Linked DNA regions of Homo sapiens: region 2 is linked to region 1. Evidence: chromatin contacts called from ENCODE Hi-C data. All regions are on one chromosome and are shown on one strand. The core of a region is the stretch at or near the end of the contact, and the rest is flanking DNA. Distances in the headings are between cores, read along the strand shown.

The links. Hi-C counts contacts between places; a loop is a spot of excess contacts on that map. Pooled maps may share reads with other maps.
Region 2: a pooled map shows a loop between it and region 1 (2.4-fold over the local background). The contact joins two enhancer-like sites. A Hi-C loop is called at or near these places in 2 of 37 single-sample maps with no recorded cell type and 3 of 50 pooled maps.

What each region holds. Positions count from the first base shown.
Region 1 is chr13:94,327,638-94,331,566 of GRCh38, forward strand. All of the region lies in intron 6 of GPC6 (glypican 6), which reads left to right. Among named protein-coding and RNA genes, the nearest start is that of GPC6-AS1, 140 kb to the left of the region's middle. Within about 2 kb of position 1,799, at least 9 of the 41 ENCODE cell types and tissues checked have a DNase peak (open chromatin) inside an H3K27ac peak, as active enhancers do.
Region 2 is chr13:94,639,677-94,643,745 of GRCh38, forward strand. No RefSeq gene overlaps it. Among named protein-coding and RNA genes, the nearest start is that of GPR180, 40 kb to the left of the region's middle. Within about 2 kb of position 1,920, at least 4 of the 41 ENCODE cell types and tissues checked have a DNase peak (open chromatin) inside an H3K27ac peak, as active enhancers do.

The DNA.
Region 1 (3,929 bases), core at 549-3,048:
TACAGTAACACTGAGGTGGTCACATTGACTAAAAATATAGATTCAAAAGTGAGTGGGTCGGAGTATTTTTGTGAGAGGTTTTTCGTCTTTGTTTTTTCACTTTATTAACAGGAAGTGTGATACCCAGTAAAAAAAATCACTGCCCCTTATAAAATGGAATCTAAGTGCAAAGAGTTTCACCTAGTTTTCTCTTTCCTTAAACAGCTTCAGTGCCTCCTTTTCTTAGGGCAGGAGTTTAGCTGAGAGATTTTCTAGGAGAGGAAACAGGGCCACATTGCACACCTGGAGATGGTAAACCTGCCTTCTTCATCCAAGCATGCTTCCTCCCCCTTCCCCTCCGATTTTGTTGGGAGAAAAAATAGGAAAGGGTGATCTTTCCTGCTTCCTGGAGATCGCCTACAAAGCCAACAGTAGAGAAGGATCTGTGGCTGTTGTCTCAAAGGATTCCTCTGCACATTAGACCAGCATTCGGAATATGTGGGACTCGGATCATTTACATGAGAAACTTATTAAAATACTGATTCCCAAGGGCCAACCCAGGGCCACACTAAGTCAGCCAGTGGGGTACAGGGGACAGCAAATCTGTATTTTTAACAAGTTCGCCTGTGATCCTGATAGATACCACCTCACATGCTAAGTGGACTGCTACTGCTTTGAGAACCTACCTTTTCCATCTTTCCATGCCCGATGCCAATGTGTTCAATGCATGTTTCTTGGAAGAATGACTACTCTTAATTAGACATGTAAAATGACTTCGTGGCTCCTACATGGAAGGATTCACCCTAAAGTGAGGTTTCCAGTGGAGAGAGGGAAAAGCCACACGAAGACTTCCTGGGGATGCTGGAACAAAGCTTTGCTTTCTGGCTGTTCTGTCGCTGTCCTGTCGTTGGTCTCACTCATGGCAGCTGCCGTCTGACATCACTGCTCTGTGTTTGTCAGGAGCAGACGTGAAGAGAGACCCCATCCACAGCCAGCAGCATGGCCCTGCCTCCTGCAAGTCTTTCTAGGAAGCAATTGTATATAAATTATAAACAAACAAATAATATTTCTGAACCTTATGTTAGTCACTGCACTGAGTATTTCAGGGAAAGGAAAGGGGGCTCATTCCAGTCTGTTGCTCCACGTCCGCTGGGGAAGTGGGCAGCCTGCTGTGGGAGGAGATGCTGGCTGGGGAGCCCCTGCATCACTATGTGACCTTCGACAGGTCACTGCCCATCACCAAGCCTTCGTTTGCTCATCGTTAAAACCAGGGGTGAACTGCAGAGGCCCTGCAGTCCCTTTGAGCGACAGGACTGTAAGCTTCTGTGTGAGTGTGAAATGTGTTTGCTGTGACCCCTCTGAACATTGACCAATGGGTCCCCATCAACTCTGGAGCTCCTGAGGAAGAACCCCGGGGGGGGCTGAAATGGAGTTGGTGAGATACTTCCCACTGACACTGGAGTTCTCAGCTTTATTTCCCTTTTGAAAGAGCTGGTTAGTATCTTTTAGAGTAAGATTTGTATTTCTTTCTTGCCCAAAATGGAGCCAGAGAGGGACAAAATAAAGAAACTAAAATGTCCTCAAGAATATCCAAAAAGAACAGAAGTGCAGGAAAATGATGCTTAAAATTTAAGCTCCTGAAAACATTTGGCAAAACGCTGGGTTCTCCCTGCATGTTCAACGTTAGGAATTTTCACATGAGTTCACAGTGTTCCCAGGGCCCACCGCACCCTGGGCCCCTCACATCTTCCACCTCGAAGGATGTCGTTCCCAGCAGCAGATCTGTGCCTCGCAGTACCGTCTGCAGCTGCCATTTGCTTAGTCTGGGAGATGTCCAATTCCTCCCTCAGAAGAGAATCACGCTTTCATTTTCCCTTTGAGGTAGCATGTCCCAAATTACACAGCCAAGGTCTTCATCCCAGGGGGGAGGTTTATTCTCCACAGGATCTGCAGACAGTGAGAAAATGCATCTGATCTTGAAAACTGTGGTTGAACAATTGTGTAAATGTAATTGAAATTCATGTTTTTCCAGATGAAAATGGACCTCCATTCACAACATGGGATTGAATGGGTTTAGGAGATTCAGAAAATCTTGGGTTGTCTGATAATTTCCCAATATTGCTTTACTTCTCCTCCTCCTCTTCCTCCTCCTCCTTCCTCCTACTCCTCCTCCTCCTCTTCTCTTACCTTGGTCCTATTTGGGACAAAAAAAAAATCCCTGGGTCAGAAATTTTACCCTTTCCCATAAACATGACTTTTTGAACCTCCCAAGAGGCAGAAACGAAGCCAAATGTGATTACTCAGCCTCTAAAGTTTCATCATGTAGTGATTCATCAAAGGAGCTGAAGGTACTGCGCATTGCTGAACTTGAATATGCCTTCTGAGAGGCTCCTACCATGTTGCTTTCATGAAGAAATAGTGATCCTTGAAAGGGAATTTCACACTGGAACAGAGCAACTGTGCTGCCTGCTTTCTCTGTGTTCCCTCGATCAGGACTGATAACTCCCTGCATAAGTTTAATCCCACCTTTCCTCTTCTTCTCTCTCTCACATTAGCAATTCTTATGGAAACGATGCAACCCTTGCCTATGTTATGCCTGCCTAGTAATAATTTTTAGGATCATTTTCAAAGATCCTGGGGCCAGCAAAATTTTTACCGTTTAAAGTCTGTTTGGCCACTGGCCAAGTGACCTTGGGCGAGTCAGTTAATTTCTCTGAGCCTCTAACTCAGGAACTCTCAGTCTTGACTGTACATGAAAATTACCTGGGAAACATTAAATACTGATGCCTGGGCCTCGTATTTAGAGATGTTGATCTGTTTGGCTTGGGACTGACCCAGCATCTGTATTTGGAAAGCTTCCTAAAGCATGTCCTTGGGGTGCAGCCAAGGTTGCTAGCCACTTCCCCAAGTCCTTGTTTATCAAAATGTGATTCCTAAACTGGCAGCATCAGTATCACCTGTTAAAAAAATGAAGAATCACAGGTCCTACCCCAGGCCTGCAGCATCAGAACCTGCATTTCAACAAGATCCCAGGTGATTCGTAGGTACATCATGCTAAGAGAAGCACAGCTCAAATCCTTGTCTGTTAAAGGTGGATGATAATAGTCAATATGCAATGAGCTCTGTGCTCCATGTTTTTCCCTGTGTAATCTCAAAAAGGTACAGAGGAGAAACTGCATATTCACCTATATATCTCTTGAGACCTTAGCCTATTTCAAAAAGCTCTGGATACGAGATCTAGTGGGTTTGTTGGGTTGATTGCTGTCCTTTTATGTGGTTTTCTTAAGAGGCTGATTGTTACATTGATATAACCATATAAGACTGTTCTACGAGTTTAGTATCTTCCTCTGATCTCAGAAATTGGGCCTCCCTCCAAATATTTAATAAAAAAATTTGCCTCCTTTTTCTATCACATTTTAGATTGATTTGGAGGGTGCTACATCAACTCTAACTGGCAGATTTAAGAAACTGTATGCAGTGATTTTTAGGATGGGGACTAGTACAATAGGTAAACCAGAGTTGGGGTCAGCTAGTCAGACAAGTTTCTTTGCAGCAATCAGCAAACTATGACCTACGGGCCGAGCCACCTATTTTAATAAATAAAGCTTTATTGGAACACAGCCCTGCTCATTCATTTAGATATTGTCTAATGCTGTACTGACAGTACAATAGCAGCACTTAGTCATCTCGATAGAGACCCTATGGTCTGCAAAGCCTAAAATAATACTACCTATCCTTTCAGAGAGGAAGTTTGCCCGTCCCTGATTTACAGCAACCCCTAAATGAGGCCAGGGTTGAGTGATTGCTGACCATCTGGGCCCATATTTTTAGTTGGTTCCATAGCCCAGTGTACACCCCTAATCCCAAGCAGATTTTAAGCAGCTGTGTGGTTACATGGAGTCAGGCAGAGGGCCCAGAACTGATCTATCTGCATTGTAGCCACAAATAAG
Region 2 (4,069 bases), core at 670-3,169, 310 kb after region 1:
CTGGGCATGGTGGCATGTGGCTGTAATTCCAGTTACTGGGGAGGCTGAGGCAGGAAAATCACTCGAACCCAGGAGGCAGAGGTTGCAGTGAGCCGTGATCATGCCACTGCACTCCTGCCTGGGCGGCAGAGCAAGACTCCGTTTCAAAAAAAAAAAAAAAATCCGGATACTTAATATGGTATAATCTCTAGCAGTATGAAGAATGAGAACATTCAGATTCACTCTCGAGTCATATCTGTTTGCTTTGAAAAGTCTATTTAAAATCAGCTCTTTTTTTTTTGTTTTTTTTTTTTTTTTTGAGACAGTCTTGCTCCGTTGCCCAGGCTGGAGTGCAGCGGCACAATCTCAGCTCACTGCAACTTCTGCCTCCCGGTTTCAAGCAATTCTCCTGCTTCAGCCTCCCGAGTAGCTGGGATTATAGGCTCCCGCCACCACGCCCTGCTAATTTTTGTAGTTTTAGTAGAGACGGGGTTTCACCATGTTGGCCAGGCTGGTCTCAAATTCTCGACCTCAAGTGATCCACCCACCTCAGCCTCCCGAAGTGCTGGGATTACAGGCGTGAGCCACCACACCTGGCAAGTTGTACTGTTTGAATTTTTGCTTTATACATCACTTATATTTCAGATTTATTGCCACTAGGTGCTGTAAAATATGGCTGGTTAGGTATAAAAGATGTTGAAACCTTTCACAATTAGAAGGTATTATGATATACTGGAAAAGAGCATGGCCTTTGTGGCAAGACAGACCTGAATTCAAATCTTGGCTGTGCCATTTTTCAACAATTTTCTTATTTGTAATCTGTTTCAGAGCAAACAGTCATTCTTTTAGTACAGGAAAAGGTCCTACAAGATAGAGTGAGAAGTGGCCAGATCTGAGAGATGAGTTCTGATATTAGGAGCTCATGGAATTGTTGTAAAGATTATGTATGGTGCTTGTTCCCACTCAGTGCAATGCTCATTGTTTATAGACCTGAAGGTTTTGTGTAAAATTTTCAGCGAGCCTGATGTTCTTCCTAATCTGTCTGTTCGTGGAGATAATATTTAAATGTGCATGAGATGAAATGTTTGTTTTAAATAATCATACATATGTGGTTAGAACAGAAAGTTAGGTGTGTTTGGGATATGTTCAAGATTCTAATTCACACATGACTGCATTCCAACTTACTCCCACACAAAATAAACTTTTAAATCTCTTGCCTAGCCTGTGAGCCTTATAGATCTTTCAGAAGATTAGTTTTTAAGACTTACTCAGAAGTCAATGTTTGTAAAAGGCTTTTTTTTTTTTTTTTTTTTTTTTTGGCGAGGGGGCCAGGGTAAGTAAGAGACAGATTGTTTCAGTGCAAAGTGGTTTCTTTCTGGGTACACCACAGATTGATCTAACTTATGTTCCTCGTCAAATTAGTAGACTATGTTTTATTTCATTTTGTAAAGACAGCAGCTTTTGTGGAAATAAATGATACCTGGTAGTTGTTAAATTTTAATATTTCCAAACTAACAAGGCTTTTAAATCCCTGTGAATTCTATCTTTGATTGTTCTTCAAAGAATGTAGAGTGGTTCATAGAGTTAACCTGAGAATTCAAGATGGAAAACATTCCTGGCAGAGGAAGGTTGGGTTTTAAACACATAGCAAAAATTACAGATTATGGCTTCTATCTAGATTTTAAGGTCATAGGTCTTTCACCTTTTAAAATATGAATTCCCTTCTAGAGAGCAACATTTCCTGCCAGCTCTTCAGCTTCCAGGAACCCCTCTCTCAGATCCAGCCACTCCTCACTCTATCCAGTGAGAACTCTTCAGTGTGCTAAAAGAATCACTGTTTGCTCCAAACCAGATGTTTCCCTCCAGGGCTCTGCTTTAAGTCGGTAAGGCAATATTTCCTGCCCTTTGTCTTCTCCGTATTTTTCATACTTCTCCTCTTTATCATAATGTTGTTTTAGTTTTTCTGATTCTTGATGATACACCACTGTCAGCTCAAGCTTATGCTGAATTTCAACAGCTGTGACATGTCTAAACTGCATTATCTCGAAAACATTGGCTCTAGTGAAAACTAGAAAGGAGCCAAATTAATAAAACAAAACATTTCAAAGGGTTCCTATGGATACATCCTGAAACTAGGAAGTACATACTGAGTTGAGTTGACTCACTCAGCCTGTAATAGCCTCTTCTACACTGCTGCAGCATTTGTGTACACACTGTATAATACATGCTTCAGGAGAATTGGAGCATCTGATGATTGCAATCACATCACTAAAGGTGCACCTTGTTGCCTATGAAATCCATTCTTAAATGGGTTATTGTGTTTGAAGTGATTTATTACAATCTTTAGAGATAAAATATAAATACCATACTAGGGGTGTGGAAACCAAGGTACAAAATGATATGTTTTATGTAGAGGAGTAATCAGAAAATAATGAGTATGCATTCTAATAAGGGTAAAGTCACTAGAGCAGATTGAAAAGACTTCCTTTTATTGCAAGTTGAACCTGTGCAAAGCTGGACTCAGGCAGTAATAACATGATGCTACGTTCCTTTGCCTCTGGTTTTATGAGATCTTTATGCGTCCAGTGTGACTTTCTTCTTTATATATTCATGTTTTAGTTTTAATATATCTGCCTTGAGTTTGATTTTTTTTTTTTAGGGAGCTTCTGGGCAGGAATGTAAACACTACTGTACAGCCTCTGGGTTATAAGTGGTGGGGGCGGAGGTGGTGGCGGAGGAGGAGTCAGAAAAGGAGGAATAGATTCTGAAGTGAAGATCAGCTTATTTTTTATTTGAAAAGGAAATGCTTTTTATCTCCTTATATATAATGACTTTTTTCTGGGTTATTTGCGTATGCTTGGCCTTTTCTGTTAGTTCTTCATCTTTTTCTTTACACTTGCTAAGAACTGTGCCTACAATGCATATTGAAAATATTTTTCCTGCTTTGTGATTTGCTTTTCAGTTTTTTATATGATTGTTTTGGCATACAGAAATTTAAAGCTTTCATATAATCAAGTATGTGAATATTTTCCTCTGGGGTTCCTGCGTTTGGTTTTCTTCAGTACCCAAGATTCCATCTTCACTGGCATCTGTATACACTAATGCCATGGCTTCAATTGTTACAATCAATCTTTAATCTACTTGGAATTTATTTTTATATAAAACAATAGTTCTTATCCAGGCTATGCATTAGAATCACATGAGAAAAAAAATATTCATGCCTAGATTCCATCCCAGACTAATTTGTCGAGAATCTCTGAGGGTGGGGTGTGGTCACTGTATTGTTTCTGAATTTCTGCAAGTGACTTGAGATGTACAACCAGACTCAAGAACCGCTGTGTAAAGGGTCAGGTAGGGATCCAACATTTTCTTTTTCCAAATTGTTCCAATCCACCCTGCAAAGACATTTTTGAAGAATGCTGATGTACAAATTGCCATGATAAAATAAATGTTAAGTTAAAAAAAAATGAAAACTTCATATATGCCAATACTCTCCAATTCCAACTTTGTGCTACTATATATAGTATTATATAAGAACTGAAAAAATGCAACCAAATCTTGATGATTATCTCAGGGTGGTGGAATTTAGATTTTCTTATTTATCCTTTTCTTCATTTTCCAAATACTCTACAAAGATCATGTTTTACTCTTTGTAATAAGAAAAATTGTAAAAGAATTTTAATATTTAAAAATCAAAGATTATCATCTATTTATTTATTTATTTATTTTGAGATGGAGTTTTGCTCTTGTTGCCCAAGCTGGAGTGCAATGGTGGAATCTCAGCTCACTACAACCTCCGCCTCCCAGGTTCAAGTGATTCTCCTGCCTCAGCCTCCCAAGTAGCTGGTATTATTACACGCATGCACCACCACACCTGGCTAACTTTTTATTTTTAATAGAGACAGGGTTTCACCATGTTGGTCAGGCTGGCCCTGAACTCCTGACCTCAGGTGATCTGCCCACCTCAGCCTCCCAAAGTACTGGGATTACAGGTGTGAGCCACCGCGCCTGGCCTATTTTTATTTTTTTATTTTTTCTTTTCTAGTCATTTTTTTACAAGTGCATAGAAGAGTACTTTGACAGCCCTAGC